3 separate regions of the Mus musculus genome follow, and regions 1 and 2 are each linked to region 3. Evidence: chromatin loops called from intact Hi-C (ENCODE). Cell type or tissue: heart. All regions are shown on one strand. Links, peaks and the distances in the headings refer to the core of each region. The heading gives the core; the rest is flanking DNA.

Region 1 (4,769 bases), core at 240-4,239, 490 kb after region 3:
TTGAAAACACCATGAAGAAAACATATGATAAACTTGAAAGAGGGAATAGACTATAAGACTGGAGAGATTGGTTTATGTCCTTGGATCTTCATTTCCACAGTGTGACTGGAGTTTCCCACTTATTCATAATGTTATTTGTTTCCTGTGCACAAGACATTAGAGAGGGTTAGGTGAAATAATGTGGATCAAGTACATGGGACAGTTTGAGCACACACTGTAACCACAGCACATCAAATCTCTACTCCTTTGATACATTTCTGAGGTCTTTGAATATACTTGGACATTAAAAATTAATATATGGCTGGAAATAATGCCATTATGTTAATGTTGATTTGAATTCCATAAACTGTGTTCAGTAAAGCGCAGAGGGAAGAAAGAATTAGTGTAATTACTTTTTTAAAAATCTGATTTAAGTTTGGGGTTGGATGCATTTGTCCTGCTGTACATAGAATTTCGAATTCTCCCTCACCAGTCTCTTCCCTCCCTCATATAGCAGGATTTCACCACATTTAGCAGGATTTCATGCACTCACTCATTGCTTGTCGGAGTATGACTTTGAAGCCCACCAGTGACCTATGTCTCTTACCTAGGCCTTTCTGTTTCCCTCCTGCATTGACTTTGATTTTAGCTGGGGACTACTTTGATCGATACATTAGAGAGGAACTGGGGTCTATTCTAGAAAAGCCCTGGTCTAGCCTGGCTACCGGTTTTTGGAATTGTCTCTCTTTGTATTCAGCTGCCATGAGGAATGGTAACAGTCACAAGAAGAGATCCAAGGCTTAATACTTGAGTTCCCAGACAAGCCTGGAAGCAGCTGAAACTGACTAGGCCTCACAGATGTTACTGTCCCATCTCCAGGTAACATCCCATCCCAGTGTCCTTTCTTGTGCTGCAGAGCACAGAGCTACCTGAGTAACCCTGCTGTTGGCCACTCCATTTCAAAGGAGTAGATCTGGAATCCCTAACTGGAAGAAGGCTGTGCTGGTGGTGGTTGTTGTTGTTGTTGTTGTTGTTGTTGTTGTTGTTGTTGTTGTTGTTCTTCTTCTTCTTCTTCTTCTTCTTCTTCTTCTTCTTCTTCTTCTTCTTCTTCTTCTTCTTCTTCTTCTTCTTCTTCTCCTCTTCTCCCCCCCACCCCCCCTCCCCCCCCCCTCCTCCTCCTCCTCCTCCTCCTCCTCCTCCTCCTTCTCCTCTATTTAGGCAAAGCTTCTTTCACATGGCTGCTGAGAATTACCTGTTCATAGCCACCTGGAAGACTTGAGGATTTAAAATACCACCCAGATATATTCACTTCTTAAGATACATTCATCTGTTTTGAATTTGTGTCTTAGAGTATTTTCCCCTCTTGGCAAAAATACCAAAAAACCCCAGCTTCATTCATGTACATTTTTGAGGTGATGGTATTATGAGGAAAAGTAAGGACTTAAAGCTAAGTGACCAGATGCTGTTATCAGTTACATGGTCATATCAAGTTTTAATATATTACCAGAATGCCTAGGTTAGTGGGTCCTGGTTCTATAAGAAATTAGGCTGGACAAGCAGTGGGAAGCAAGCCAGCTTGCAGCACCACTCCATGGCCTCTGCATCAGCTCCTGCCCCAGATTCCAGCCCTGCTTGAGTTCCTGTCCTGACTTTTTCCAATGATGAACAGCAATGTGGAAATGCCAGCCAAATAAACCCTTTCCTCCTGACTTGCCTTTTGGTCATGGTGTTTTCATTGCAGCAATAGAAACCCTAAGACAAATGGATACTAGTGTAGTGGGGTATTGCTGTGACAGACCTGACCATGTTTTGGGGAGGATTGTAAAAGGACTTTTGAACTTTGAGCTAGAAGAGCCATTGAGTGTTAAGAGCTTTGTGGAATGTTCTCTGGTATCTTGGAAGATAAGATTGTTAAGAGCAATGCAGATGATGGAGGTCTGGCTTGTGAAATTTCAGAGGAAGTTTAAAGGCTGTCAGGGTCCTTTGTTATTTTGAATTAAAATTCTGTGGATCTGGTTAGCTAGGGCTGAAGAATCAGCTGTGATTAACAAGATACCAGAACTACTAACACAAGACTTAGCTTTGCTGGTCAGCTGGAGCTAAGAAATTAGCAGTGATTAGAAAAAAAGACTTCACTTCATCACTGAGGTAAATAAAGTCTTTGTGGGAGGTGTTTCAGAGTGTAAGTGTTTCTTCACCAACTTGCTTTTTGGTCATGGCAACTAAACAACATGGTTTCTGGAAACAGTTATGTCAGCCCTCTTCCACTGTCTGAAGGTGTCAGCATTGTCTAGGAACATGAACATGGCTTCTCTGGCCTTTACTGCCCTCTGTTGTCATCCTCATTCTCACCACATTTTGGTAGATAAAGATCATACCATTTTCCAAATCTCTAGTTCTGTGGCTCATGGTTGAGATGTTATTTGGGATCACAGAAGGTCAGAATTCATTAAGTCTGCATCAGGGAACTCTTCAAGTCCTGAATGTTAATTGTGAATCTAATCAAAGCACTTCTGTAGGGCAGCTCTTGCTGAGCTGTGTACCCCCACCATAATGCAGAAATCCCTTAGAGCAATTTTTCTTACATGTTTCTGTTGGGATTCAGTATATACAATCTTTATGCTTGTGTATATTCATTTCAGTAACAATAAGGACTTGAAAATGCTTTTTTGATTTTCTTTAGAGAATTACTTTTACTGAAACGATCTCTTTTGTCAAATGCAATGTTTCTGTGGTGTTATTAGTAACTGTGTCAGCCATGCAAGTTTTCTCACTAAGAAAATAGTTTGTAGTGGAAGGGGACGGAATGTTGGAGATAGCTGGTAAGGCCGAACTCAGCTTCCTGCTGTGTCCACAGCCATCCACATCCCTGGAGTGATGAGAGGGGAGTGAGTGCTAAGTCACTTGCCCGTGTGATTCATTTTCACAGTTTATTTAGAAGTTGTGCTCCAAAGTGCTGCTTCAACAGCTGTCCTCCAGATTGTTAGAATCTAAGTTGAAGGGTTTTTCTCTCCTGCCTGTACAAATCATTCAACAGTACATGATGAAGATAGTCTGAAGCACCCCTCAACCATTATGCCTTGGCACAAGTCTGGCTTGAACAGAATGGGCAGTTAGTGACACATTCTACATTCTGCAGACATTTCTTCCAGGATGAACCTGTGTCTAATAGAAATGTGTTGAGAAGCAATAAGAACACAATGAAGAGCTAAGATGAATGTAAGAATTGTGAATGTATGTGAGGCTGTGTGTGCATGTTTGTGCATGTGTACTATGTGCACTCATGGACACTAGAGGATGGTGGGTACTGTTTGCTCTCTCTTTATTCCTGAGACCGGGTCTCGGTGACCCTGGAGCCTGTTGCTCTGTTAGACGGCCTACTTGTTTTCACTTTCCTGCCCCTACAAGCTCCAGGATGAAGTAGCTTTTACTTTAATAGTTTAAAATGTTGTTGTTAGGTGTATGGATGGGTGTTTTACCTACATGCATATCTGTGTACCCACAGAGACAAGAAGAGGAAATTTAATCCCCTGGAACCAGAATTACAGATGGTGTGAGCTTCCAAATGGGTGCTAAGAATTGAACTTGGGTTAATTAAGTCAGTTCTTTCTAAACTGTTGTGCTCCTACCCTTTATTTTAGAGACAGGGACTTAACTGTACAACCCTGGCTGACCTAGACTTGGCTATGTAGACCAGGCTTCCCCCAACTCACAGAAATCCTCCTTTCTCCACCTACTAGTGCTTGAATTAAAGGTGCTTGCCGCCACATCTGGCTGAGCTAGCATTCTTAAGCAGTTGCCTGGCCAGGCACAATGTAAGCTACTGATTTCTCAGTCCAGCATTATACCACTTCCCAGGTGTCTTCTTCACATTTGACTGTCGTGGCATTGATAGCATAGCATAGAAGGACCAAACATTTCTTTCTCACAGTTTGAGAGGCTATCAAGTGCAAGGTCAAGGTGCCACTGTGTTTGATTGCTGATGAGTGTATTTTGGGTGCTTTCTTACCAGGTGCTCATAGGCTAGACTGAGGGCAAGGGCTTGTCTCTCTTTAGGGCACACATTCCTTCACAGGAGTCCGTGAAGCCTTATTTGTGGACTTCAGCGTATGAGTTTAAGGGGGTTTGCAGGTAGTCAGCATATCATCTGGGCCTATTTTACTCAAAGATTTAAGTTTTGGAAAAGCCTTCTGCTGGTTTTTGCATGAATAGTCATAATTTCAATGATTCAATTAAATTGAAATTATAATGCCAGTTTCTGAAAGTATAGAAAATGTCTATAATGCACCTTTTAAAGGAATATTTTCAGTAACTAGCTAAAAATGTGTTTCTGTTTTAAGAATGACATTGGTAGCAAGACTGAAAACTATATATAGCATGTATAAACAGTTAAAATGCTTGATTCAATATGCAGACTAGAAAGTTTAGAAGCGCTAAATCTATCATTTACCTTTTGTACTTCTGACTTAATTTTTATATTGCAATACAAATCACTACTCTTGCATATCATAAAACCACCAGAGAACCTAAACTGCTTTATAGGTAGTTCAGTACCTGTTGGCACTGGGCATGAAGGCTGGAAGTGAGGATGGCTGGAGACCTCTTCCTCTGACACCCTGAAACTACAGCCTTCATGTCAGAGCTCAGGATAGCAAGGATGTCGAGACTGAGGGAACCTTGAGCTTGTCTCCACTGTGCTAGTGCTCTAGGTCTTCACACCTTCACAGCAGCTCACAGACGTGCCCAGTGTCCTGGACCTACGTACCACAACTACCTGCATTCCATAGTGT
Region 2 (4,769 bases), core at 240-4,239, 170 kb after region 3:
CTCCCTCCTCCCTCCTCCTCCTCCCTCCTCCCTTCTCCTTCTCCCTCCTCCTTCTCCCTTCTCCCTTCTCCCTCCTCCTCCTCCTTCTCCCTCCTCCCTTCTCCCCTCCTCCTCCTCCTTTGTCTCCTCCTTCACCTTTGTGCCCTTGCATTCCCTGTGCTAGAAGGGCCTCTCTCCATTTCATAACAGAGCAAACCCCCACTCTTCTTTCACCACAGTACAAATAATCCTCTGTGAGGCTTCTCCTGACTCTCATGGGCAGTTATTTCTCTCTTCTCCCTTTAAGGAGTTATTTTATGTGTACCTCTCTTCCCACAGTCTGAGCTCCCGAGCAATAGAGGTTGGGCCTCCTTCCTATTAGCTCCCAAGCCTAGCCCAGGGCTTGAGCACAGTAGTCACTTAAAATGATGAATGAGTGGATAAATGCATGACTTGGAACCAACCTCAAGAGCCCAGCAGTGATCTGGTACTGTGCTCAGTGATATCCGCTACAGAATCTGCAAAATGACCTGGTGGTGGGCAGGGAAGAATATAAAACTCCTGCTCATGTTTGTTTATCACAGGTTATCCATGAAAAGTAAGCTTTTCTTATATTTCACACAGACTGGTAGACATGCATGTATTTGGTCTGTAAAGAACCGGTGTATGTGCTTAAAATGCAGACCACAATTATAAACAAAGGGGAATGCATTCAAAGAGTCCAAACAGGGAAAACATGAACAAATGGAGGAGTAGGGGAATTAGTCTTGTGGAAAAGGCGAGAAGGACATCAGTCGACCAACAGAGAGGGTCATGCATAAGGAGTAAGAAGCTAGACAAGTATGGGGCAATAAGAACGAGGCTCCCCTCATGAAGACCTACCAAGGGATTTCTGCCCTTGTCTCCAGTATTGTTAAGCTAGGAACCAGCAATTAGGAGCCCAATGGAGACTCTCAGGCATAGGTAACAAAATAGGAAAGAAGAGGGACTGGGAGGAGGCTTACATTCTATAGTGTCCTTCTAGAACTGTTCCCTATCTGTTTGAAGGGCAACACACCAGGCCTCCGCATCAGGCCTGTCCAGCACCAGCCCGCAGCTTCTTAGAAAAGTCTATTTATAGCCTCTTGCTATTGCAGCACGCTGTGCTGTCGCCCTGTCGGTGGCTTGCCAGGTGGTGTGAGCCACTGCTGGGTGAGTGACCATCTCCTGGCTGCTTCCTGTTAGCTTAGGGAGCAACAAAGCAGGTGGATTTGTTTGTCAGTTGAGCAACCTGCCCATGCCCTGCCTAACCTGATGAGTTCCCCTTTAAACATTAACCGCTTTCTAAAACCTATGTTTTATGCTCAATGCCAACCAGGGCTGGGGGGGAGGGGTGCAGTAGAGAAGGAAGAAGAAAAAGAAAGAAAGAAGGGAAGGGGACCCTTTAACAATAAGTCATCTTCACAGTATCTAATAAATGTCCCCTGGGCTCTGGGAGCTGGAGACGCCATTTCCATCCTCAGAAACTGATCCCTGGTAAGGGAAACACATCTGAGATGTAAAACGGGAAGAGTGGAGGCGTGTCCACGGCTGTCACTGGGCCTTCTTCTGAGCTGCTATGCTCCCAGGATCTCCGTTCCCAGGACAGTGGATCTTAAACTTTAGTAAATAAAATCGATTCAGTGGCGCTAATGGTTTTGGGGAGCTGGTAGGACAAGGCTGCGAGTTTTTGAGGTGGAGCCACAGTTCTTTGCTTTGTTCAGCTTTCTGAGAGTGTCCAAGGTAAGTGGTCATAATCACAAGGGGGCGCTGCGCTTCCAACGTGTGAGGAATGACATGGGTAACCCTCAGGAACAGAGGAAACAGCAGGAGGTTAGAGAGGAATTAGGGGCAGGAAGTGGGAATGAGACAAAACCCACGCTGCAAACTAGAAAAGATGAACAGCCATTGCCAGAGGCACCGGGGTCATGCAGCTGGCTGGTGTCTGTGGTTTAGCCTGGTTCATGGTCCTTAGTGTGAAAACTATGACTTAGCTAAACAAGCACTCAGCTCTCTGAAGGCAGACTCACTACACAGAAACGTTGGACAGAAACGCTTCCTTTAGGAGCCAGCCTCTCCTTGGTCACGCCTCCCCTTCCTTACAGACCTCCTGGTTGTAGTCTATTGCTGATCTCCAGACTCCAGAGTCGCTAAAACCCAAGGGAATGGGAAGGAAAGATGAATTATTTTCTGCAGCTTCCGCAGCTCTTGGCAGCTCACAACTCGAAGGCTAGACAGACAGACAGCCGCGCTGCCTGCTTCCATGAAGAGGCGCTCCAGTGGCCACTAGTGACCTTGTCATCTCCAGATCTTGCTCCATCCTCGTTGCATCAAGACATGTTCCTCTTACACTGAACTCAAGACGCGCTGATTCCCTTGGGATGTGAGCAGTCCAACCCTCGCATCATTTCTTAGCATGTGTTGCTTGCGGCTGCTAAGCCCCGCCCCACCGTTTCTAAGGTGCACTTTCCCACGTTCCTCTCACCTGCGTTGCTCACCCCTGCCTGTGAGTTCCTCCTCCCCGAAGCCTTCCTTTCCATTCTTCCATTTGAAGACCCCTACCTCATTTTTTTTCTTCCCTTCATTGTGAGTCTTGACCTGGCGGGAGTGATGTTTGCTCGGATGAGTTCCACCTAGTCTAGTCCAAATTCGTGGGGAAGAGTTCTCATGTAAGCTTCTTGAGCCTAATGGTTAGGGACCCCACTAGTCCGAGTCAGACCCTCAGCTCTACCGTCCTCCAGCTCTGCCACCCACCTGCCCTGAGACCTTCCAGCTCTGCCACCACGGGCAGGTTCCGTCACTCCCTAAGTCTCCATTTCCTCACCTATAAAGTGGGGAAAGAACCATACTTAGTGTTCTGGGTAAATAAGCCAAGGCTTGTCCAGCCTATCAAGCATAACCGTCAGTGAATGTTTGCCCTTCTCGTTATGAATATTTATATCCTCACTTTTACTCTAATCCCTACGGGTTTAGTCTAGTAGATGCTAATAATGTTTATTGAATTAGCAATTAAGATATATAACTGCATCCATACATTACGACATTTTTAAAAAGGCATGAGCAACTCAATATATCCATTCATACATAAATATTTTATGCCCTTTCCTGTCTGTGAGGATTTGCTTAGAGAGGAATTTATCTAACTAAGCTCAGGTGGCCTCCTCACGCCCCTCTCCCTTTGTGCCTGTCGCTTCAAAGTGCTCGCCTCACTTCTGTGCCCGTCCTTCTGCTTGCTGTCCTGCTGCTAAAGAGCCAAACTGGAAAATGGTGGCTATTTAAAAAGGACCTTAAACTGTGTCTCTGTCCTCTAGAGGAAATAGCTGCAGGATTCCACCAAGTCTTTTGCTGTTTGAGCTCAGCATATCTTCCTGTCTGTATCCACCTTGTGAAATGTGGGCGAGGGGGACTAACTGAACCCTGTTGTCCCATTTAGTTTCCATGGTCTATGATTATCTTCGTGTGGGGCTGAGTTTTCAACCTTTATTAATATAAATTGATGACTACTCAGGCTTCTGAATTTTAATGATTTGACATTATTATTATTATTATCACTATTATTCCTGTAGCAAGAATGAAATGTCCATTCAGGAGACACCATATCTTGACTTTTTAATGGCTCTCCTCTACGTGTTGGGTGGGGCAGGAAGCTTCAGCTCCCATCAGCCTTGTTGCCCTGACAGGAAGAAAGAAAGCTCTACCGTGACCTGATTGCTTTAACTGTACGCAGTGAATTTTCAACTTACTGTATTTTCAAGTGACATTAATAATTTTATGGAGACCAAACCCTTGTTGTTAAGTCGCTGTTGTCCTAATTCCCTGATGAAGAAAGTCTGAAAAAGGAAATCGGTGGGGTGGTTCCTGCTCGCCCAGCCTCGTGCTTGTTTGTCTGCTTACCCAGAATGCCTAGAGGTGATTGCAAGGCTGAGACAAAGGTCTGGAAACTGGGTTGCCGTTCCTTTGACTTCAGGATTTTCTGAGAAAAATTAGCAAAGGTGCACTAAGCTCTGATTGAAAGAAAGAAGGAAAGAGAGAGAGAGAGAGAGAGAGAGAGAGAGAGAGAGAGAGAGAGAGAAAGGAAGAAAGGAAGGAAGGAAGAAAGGAAAGGAAAGGAAAGGAAAGAAAGAAGGAAAGATAGGGAGGAAGGAAGGAAGGGAGGAAGGAAGGGAGGGAGGGAGGAAGGAAGGGAGGTAGGGAGGAAGGAAGGGAAAGATTCTCACTAAATGATAAAAATTAAGTACATAGGTGCTAAAGTAGTCACCAACTACCTGTTCTTGTTTCAGAGAAAGTAGCTGTAAGCTACTCCCTATCCCCAGAGACCTTTCAGAGAAAGTAGCTGTAAGCTTCTCCCTATCCCCAGAGACCACAGTTTAGGGAGTCTGCAGCCTGCTCCTCTGCACTGCCTGAGACAAGAAGAGCATCCTACGGTTCTGCTCCGCCAGCTTTGGCCTCCTCATCCCTCTCGCAAGTAGGGTGGCTTTTGGACCAGTTTATCATCTTTTAGTCCATGTTGGTTTTGAAGAGCATTTTTTTAAAAAAAAATTTTTTTTCTCCTTAAGATTGTGCAAAGTACCCACTGGGCCCAGGCCTGTCTTGCCTACACAGGGTGGACCGTGCCAGCTCTGTCTCTGCCCTCCCACTGCTCTTGATTGATAGCTAGAGATGACTGTGGGTAGTCTTTCCTGTCTCCACATGGAACCCAGAAACCCAGTAGTAAAAGCATCATGCACCCAGTGACGGGACCATCAATCCTCTTCCCTGGGCGCTGTCAGAGG
Region 3 (4,769 bases), core at 396-4,395:
AGGTGTTCACCCCTGCTAGGCACTTACTTCCTCCTGACTTGAGTCAGCACAAGGATTAGAGTCCCTCTGCAGGTCCTCCAAGCTCTGGGACCAGCCTCAGGCATGCCTAGCAAATGCTGAAAGGTTTCTCTGAAGCAGCTTGGTAGAAAATGGTGGGAAATTCTCAAGTGGAGGCGGAATACCAAAGCATGCTAAAGACTCTGCTGCCCACTTACCACCCAGGAGAGCACACTCTTGTGTTCTAGTCCCGCAGGCTCGGGAGCTGAGGCCATTGGTGAAGTTGTACTATTGGAGCCTAGCATGTAAACTCACCATGGCAGCTCCCTTTATTATTAAACTGTAAGAACGAGCTGAATTGACGGTGGAGAGACAAGTTTCTATTCAGAGCCTGAGCTCAGGAGACAGTCCCAATAACATTTTCAAGAACTTTTTTTTTGCAAGATTCTTCCATGAGAGGCAAATGTGAGTGAGGTTCTTCTGATAGCCCAGGAGTTACCACTGGGACTCCTGCCCTGCGGAATTGCGTAAGCAGTCCTGGCTTGGAAACCCTTCTTTTTTTCCCTCTGGGTATCATCATCATTACAGGTTAAGGACATTTACCCTTGTGGCCTCTATCAAGGGTGCGATGTGGCAGTGGGTTGTCCTCACAGAACATTCCAGCTTTTATTAACCTCATGCTCATCCAAGAACTGGTGTAGTAAAGTGCTTGTGTGAGTTTAGCTTTCCTGACTCTCAGCTATGGATGTCTCAACAGGACTGTGACAGTGATGATGGCCACTTAGAAGTACTTTCCAGAAACCGAGACAGTCCACCAATAGTTAAGTCCCCTAAAGGAAGGCAGCTGGACAGGTGCTTGAGGAAACATCTTCACAGCCACACACTCGTGTATGTACTGAAGTCCTTATTCTGTCTCCAACACTGCCCCAGGCTTTCCTTCTACCGAGGAAACAGGCAGTAGCAGAGACCACCGATGCACATTTGAGCCGGTAAAGCGACACAGGACCTGGACACAGTTGCAGGACAGGATCCCAGGAGCCTAAGGAGCTGTTTCCCAAGAACAATCACACACCCTGCTTTCACGTGGGTGCCTCAGAAGTCAACTGCCTCTGAAGAGAGCTTGGGCCAGGTTTGGGACGCTTGCAGAAATACCTTCTGTGTCCTACTGAAATAATGTGGTCTTTCAAGATGCTGCCAGCCTTAGAAGGCCAGTAATATTTCTTTTAAGCTTGACAAGTCTGAACAGAAAAACAAAAACAAAAAACCAAAAAAAAAAAAAAAAACCAAAAACCAAAAAAAACAAAAAACAAAACAAAACAAAACAAAACAAAAAAAACCAAAACCCACAACCTGCCTAGCTTCAGGCAGTTGAGCGACTGAGTTTCTGACTGAGACCTTCTTTCTGCAACTCTTCCTCGCTGATGTCAAAACCAAGTTAACAATAACCCACCGCAACACTACATTAGATAAATATCCTCAACCAATTCAAGACACCACCATCCACTCCTCCCCCCCCCTTTCAGCAAATCTCGGTTCTCTCCCCAAATGTCTAGCTGATACTTTTATATGTATGAAGTTGACATTGGCCCCCTTTTGTATACAGACCCTAATTATTACAGTTTTAATGTATACACCCCTCAATCCTTGAAGAGAAATGTTTTTGAATAGGGCCGCATAATGAGCAGTCAGGTAGCTTTGAATGAGGCAGCCCACACCAGCTAATAAGGGCCAAAGACAGCAAGAAGCTCAGGCCTAAGAAGGCCTCTGCCCAGCTGAGCTTTAACAAACGAAGAACTCTCCGGGTTTAAGGGTTTCTTCTGAGGTCACTTGCAGCTTTGACCTTCAAGGTTGCTAATAGGGCCCCGATGCTTCTCTTTCTACTAACTTTCCCCTAAATGGCCCTAGTTTACTTCAGCTGTCTCTACTTTCTCCCTGGCTCCTGGACGTTCTTGCCAAAGGGACCAGTTCCTTCCCTGCCTAGGCTGAAGAAGCCTTTCTTTCTCCTGGACCCGCAAGCTGAGACAGGGCCACATTCCAGCAACTCTGCAAGTTCCCCCACTCAAGTCTTTTTCAACTTTCTCTGTTTCCCCGTGGGCCTGCCATCCCCTGTTCTGAAGCTGCCGTCCGGTTCAGAGCCTCTCCTCTGGGTTCAAAACGGTAGCTGTGAACAAGTCCCTGGGGGAAGGTCAGCGAGTCCCCATCCCACCAGACACAGGGTGTGCCTGCACCCGCCCTCGCCCCAGCTTAGACTGGGTCTGCACCTACCTCTCCCGGCGGCGCCGCAGCCGGGGCCGCTGCTCGCTGGCCTCATGGGAGAGCCTGAGAGAAGTGTCAGGGTTGATTGCTGCCACTGAACTACGTGAGCGTCGGGGTGTCCCGGGGGTAGGGCCTGGGCTTAGTTCCCGGAGACGAACAAGGAGGAGGAGCCCAAGTTATCACATCAGGGCGGGACCTGGCGGCGGGACAGCCCAGATGGGGGCAGCGCCTCGCGAGCACCCCCACGCGGGCTGCCCCGTTCCCGGGTGGAGCTCGCCTCGAGCCCATTGCCTTCCGAGACCCGAGACGACACAGCGTGTGCCTCTTGCCTGTGTGCAGCAAAAGGAGATCTGAACCTAAGTGGGGAGTAGTAGGGACTGGTCCGCACTACTTGATGGAGTCAGGGCTGGGACACGGGTTTCTCGCGTCTATTTCGTAACGGGAAACTGAAGCCCCGGGAGCTTGTATTTGGACTCCAGATTCTGCCACAAAAAACTAGAATTATCTTCCAAAGTGTCACATCTCAGGTTGGGGATGTGCCACGTTAGGACTCGAGACATCCTTTCTGTTCAGGACACGTTTCGCAGGCTAACTCGCTTAGGGATCTCGGGGGTCCCCTCTAGGCTCCATCCCAGCTCCGGTGCCTGAGATGTTTCTGCACGCTGAAGCGACAAGCCACCCGAGCCCAGCTAGGGGATTCTACTACCTGGGAGTCAGTGTTAGTGGGACAAATGGTAAGTGTCGGAGAACTCCCCCGCGTGCCCCTCACCGCAGATTTCCTGGCTCTGGACCTTGAACTAGAGGCTTGAGGAGGTACGTACCCGGTACCACTCTTGAGTACGGAGGGGAGACCCTTCAGCCCGCCCCACCATCTGAGCTGGGTGACAGTGACAGCAACCACGACGGCAAAAGTGGGGCAGGCACTCGGCTTGGTCCACGCAACAGCAGCCCTCTCACCTGCTCACTGGATTGCAGCACTCTGGATTCCAGCTCCAGCAATCTGTGGCTCACTTTAACTTTCCAGCCACCTCTCCCCACTAAGGGTGCTATCCAAGACCACCTTACCCCCACCCCCACGTGAACGCAGGACTCAGCCAATGAGCTTCCGGGACATGAGCCGCAGACCAATAGCTACACTTGGGGCGAACAGCACTCTACCACGTGATCTGCAGTGTGTGGCGAGTGACAGGGCTGGAGTCCAGGATCTGGGAAGGGGACAGCGGGTCACAATTTCATCAGGAACCGGGGTACCCATGCCAAGGGGTGGAGGCGATTTCCTACGGTAGAAGGTCCGGCTGTAGAGAGACGGACTGAGGAGCACAGGCTGTGTGCAAAGTTCCCCACTGCTAACAAAGTTCTAGCTAGATGGTAGACTCCCAAGTGTGGAAGGCAGTGTTGTCTTTCCTTTGGCCCCTCCTTCTCCCGCCCTCTTAGGACAAAAAGCCCCAGGGTTCACAGATGGCCATGACCTTCTCAGAATGCCCAGAAGCAAGTGTTCTCTCCCCATTTTGATTTTATCTGCAGCAGTAGTGTCCCAAGCATTCACTGGATCTTGCTTTTGTGGCTGTTACTCTAGCAAAATCTTTCCCTTAGCGATGTTATCTGGCAGAAGAGCATGACTCTCATGCTCACAGTACTGCACAGGTGAGAGAGGATTAGTAAGGTGGGTGTGTTTAGGAAACAGCCTGACTTCGGTCCATACAGTAGCCTGGAGTTCTATACAGGGTCTGAACACTTTAGGAAACAAGGATTCCTCTTGGGAAACCTATGGCCCTGAGCAGCCACTTGAGTGAGGTAGGCTCATGGTTTTCTACCTTTAATGACTAGTGAAAATTTGGGAAGTTGCTAATTGATACAGGATTGCCAACTTTACAAAGTGTTAAGTCAACACACTAAAACAAACAAATCTACCACCCGCCCTTTCTGTTTTGAAACAGCCTCTTATTACATAGCTCCAGCTGATCTCCAACTTAACCCTGTAGTACAGGCTAGCTGCAAACTCATAGCCTTCCTGGGTTATAGGCACGCACCACCACTTACTGACTTTTTTTGTTAAGTTTTTGGTTTTTTTGGTTTTTTTGACAAGGCTTTTGTGTGTAGCCCTGGCTATCCTAGAACTCACTCTGTAGACCAGGTTGTCCTTGAACTCAGTGAAAGAGAGAGAGAGAGAGAGAGAGAGAGAGAGAGAGAGAGAGAGAGAGAGAGAGAAGAGAGAAGAAGAAGGAGGAGGAGAAGGAGGAAGAGGAGGAGGAGGAGGAGGAGGAGGGGAGGGAGGAAGGGAGGGAAGGAAGGAGGGGAAGATGGGGTCGGGGGAGACACATGGCTACTGGGTCCAGTGGAGAAGGTTGATTGTAGATGTGAAGGAGAACATAGCCATAGGCAGAGACATCTGGGAGAGTCCAGAGCAAATGTGACCCTGAGCTAGGCTACGTGAGGAGAGGAGGGAGGGGAGAGGAGAGACCAAAAGACCAGGAGGATAAAGGGTAAATGAAAAGACTCAAGTAACAAAAATGCCT

Evidence for each region. A loop is a pair of places that touch in the nucleus more often than their neighbours do. Peaks named below come from ENCODE experiments on the same cell type or tissue, not always from the same donor. Only the 100,000 strongest peaks of a DNase experiment are listed, where the experiment ranks them.
Region 1: it touches region 3 in a loop (2.2-fold over the local background); 2 of 42 quality-filtered maps call a loop at or near these places.
Region 2: it touches region 3 in a loop (2.7-fold over the local background); 4 of 42 quality-filtered maps call a loop at or near these places.

The regions. Positions count from the first base shown.
Region 1 is chr8:34,881,289-34,886,057 of GRCm38, reverse strand. All of the region lies in intron 5 of Tnks (tankyrase, TRF1-interacting ankyrin-related ADP-ribose polymerase), which reads left to right. Among named protein-coding and RNA genes, the nearest start is that of Dusp4, 76 kb to the right of the region's middle. In heart, for the core only: a CTCF peak has its summit at 2,306 (motif pointing left); no DNase peak of the experiment used is centred there.
Region 2 is chr8:35,202,838-35,207,606 of GRCm38, reverse strand. No RefSeq gene overlaps it. Among named protein-coding and RNA genes, the nearest start is that of Gm34474, 13 kb to the left of the region's middle. In heart, for the core only: a CTCF peak has its summit at 1,764 (motif pointing right); DNase peaks (open chromatin) are centred at 1,106 and 1,786; H3K4me3 peaks cover 1,204 bases; H3K27ac peaks cover 2,192 bases.
Region 3 is chr8:35,374,247-35,379,015 of GRCm38, reverse strand. Ppp1r3b (protein phosphatase 1, regulatory subunit 3B) reads right to left here and starts at 2,354. Exons shown (of 2, transcript NM_001364452.1): 1 at 2,263-2,354. In heart, for the core only: a CTCF peak has its summit at 2,503 (motif pointing right); DNase peaks (open chromatin) are centred at 525, 2,425 and 3,365; H3K4me3 peaks cover 3,455 bases; H3K27ac peaks cover 3,470 bases.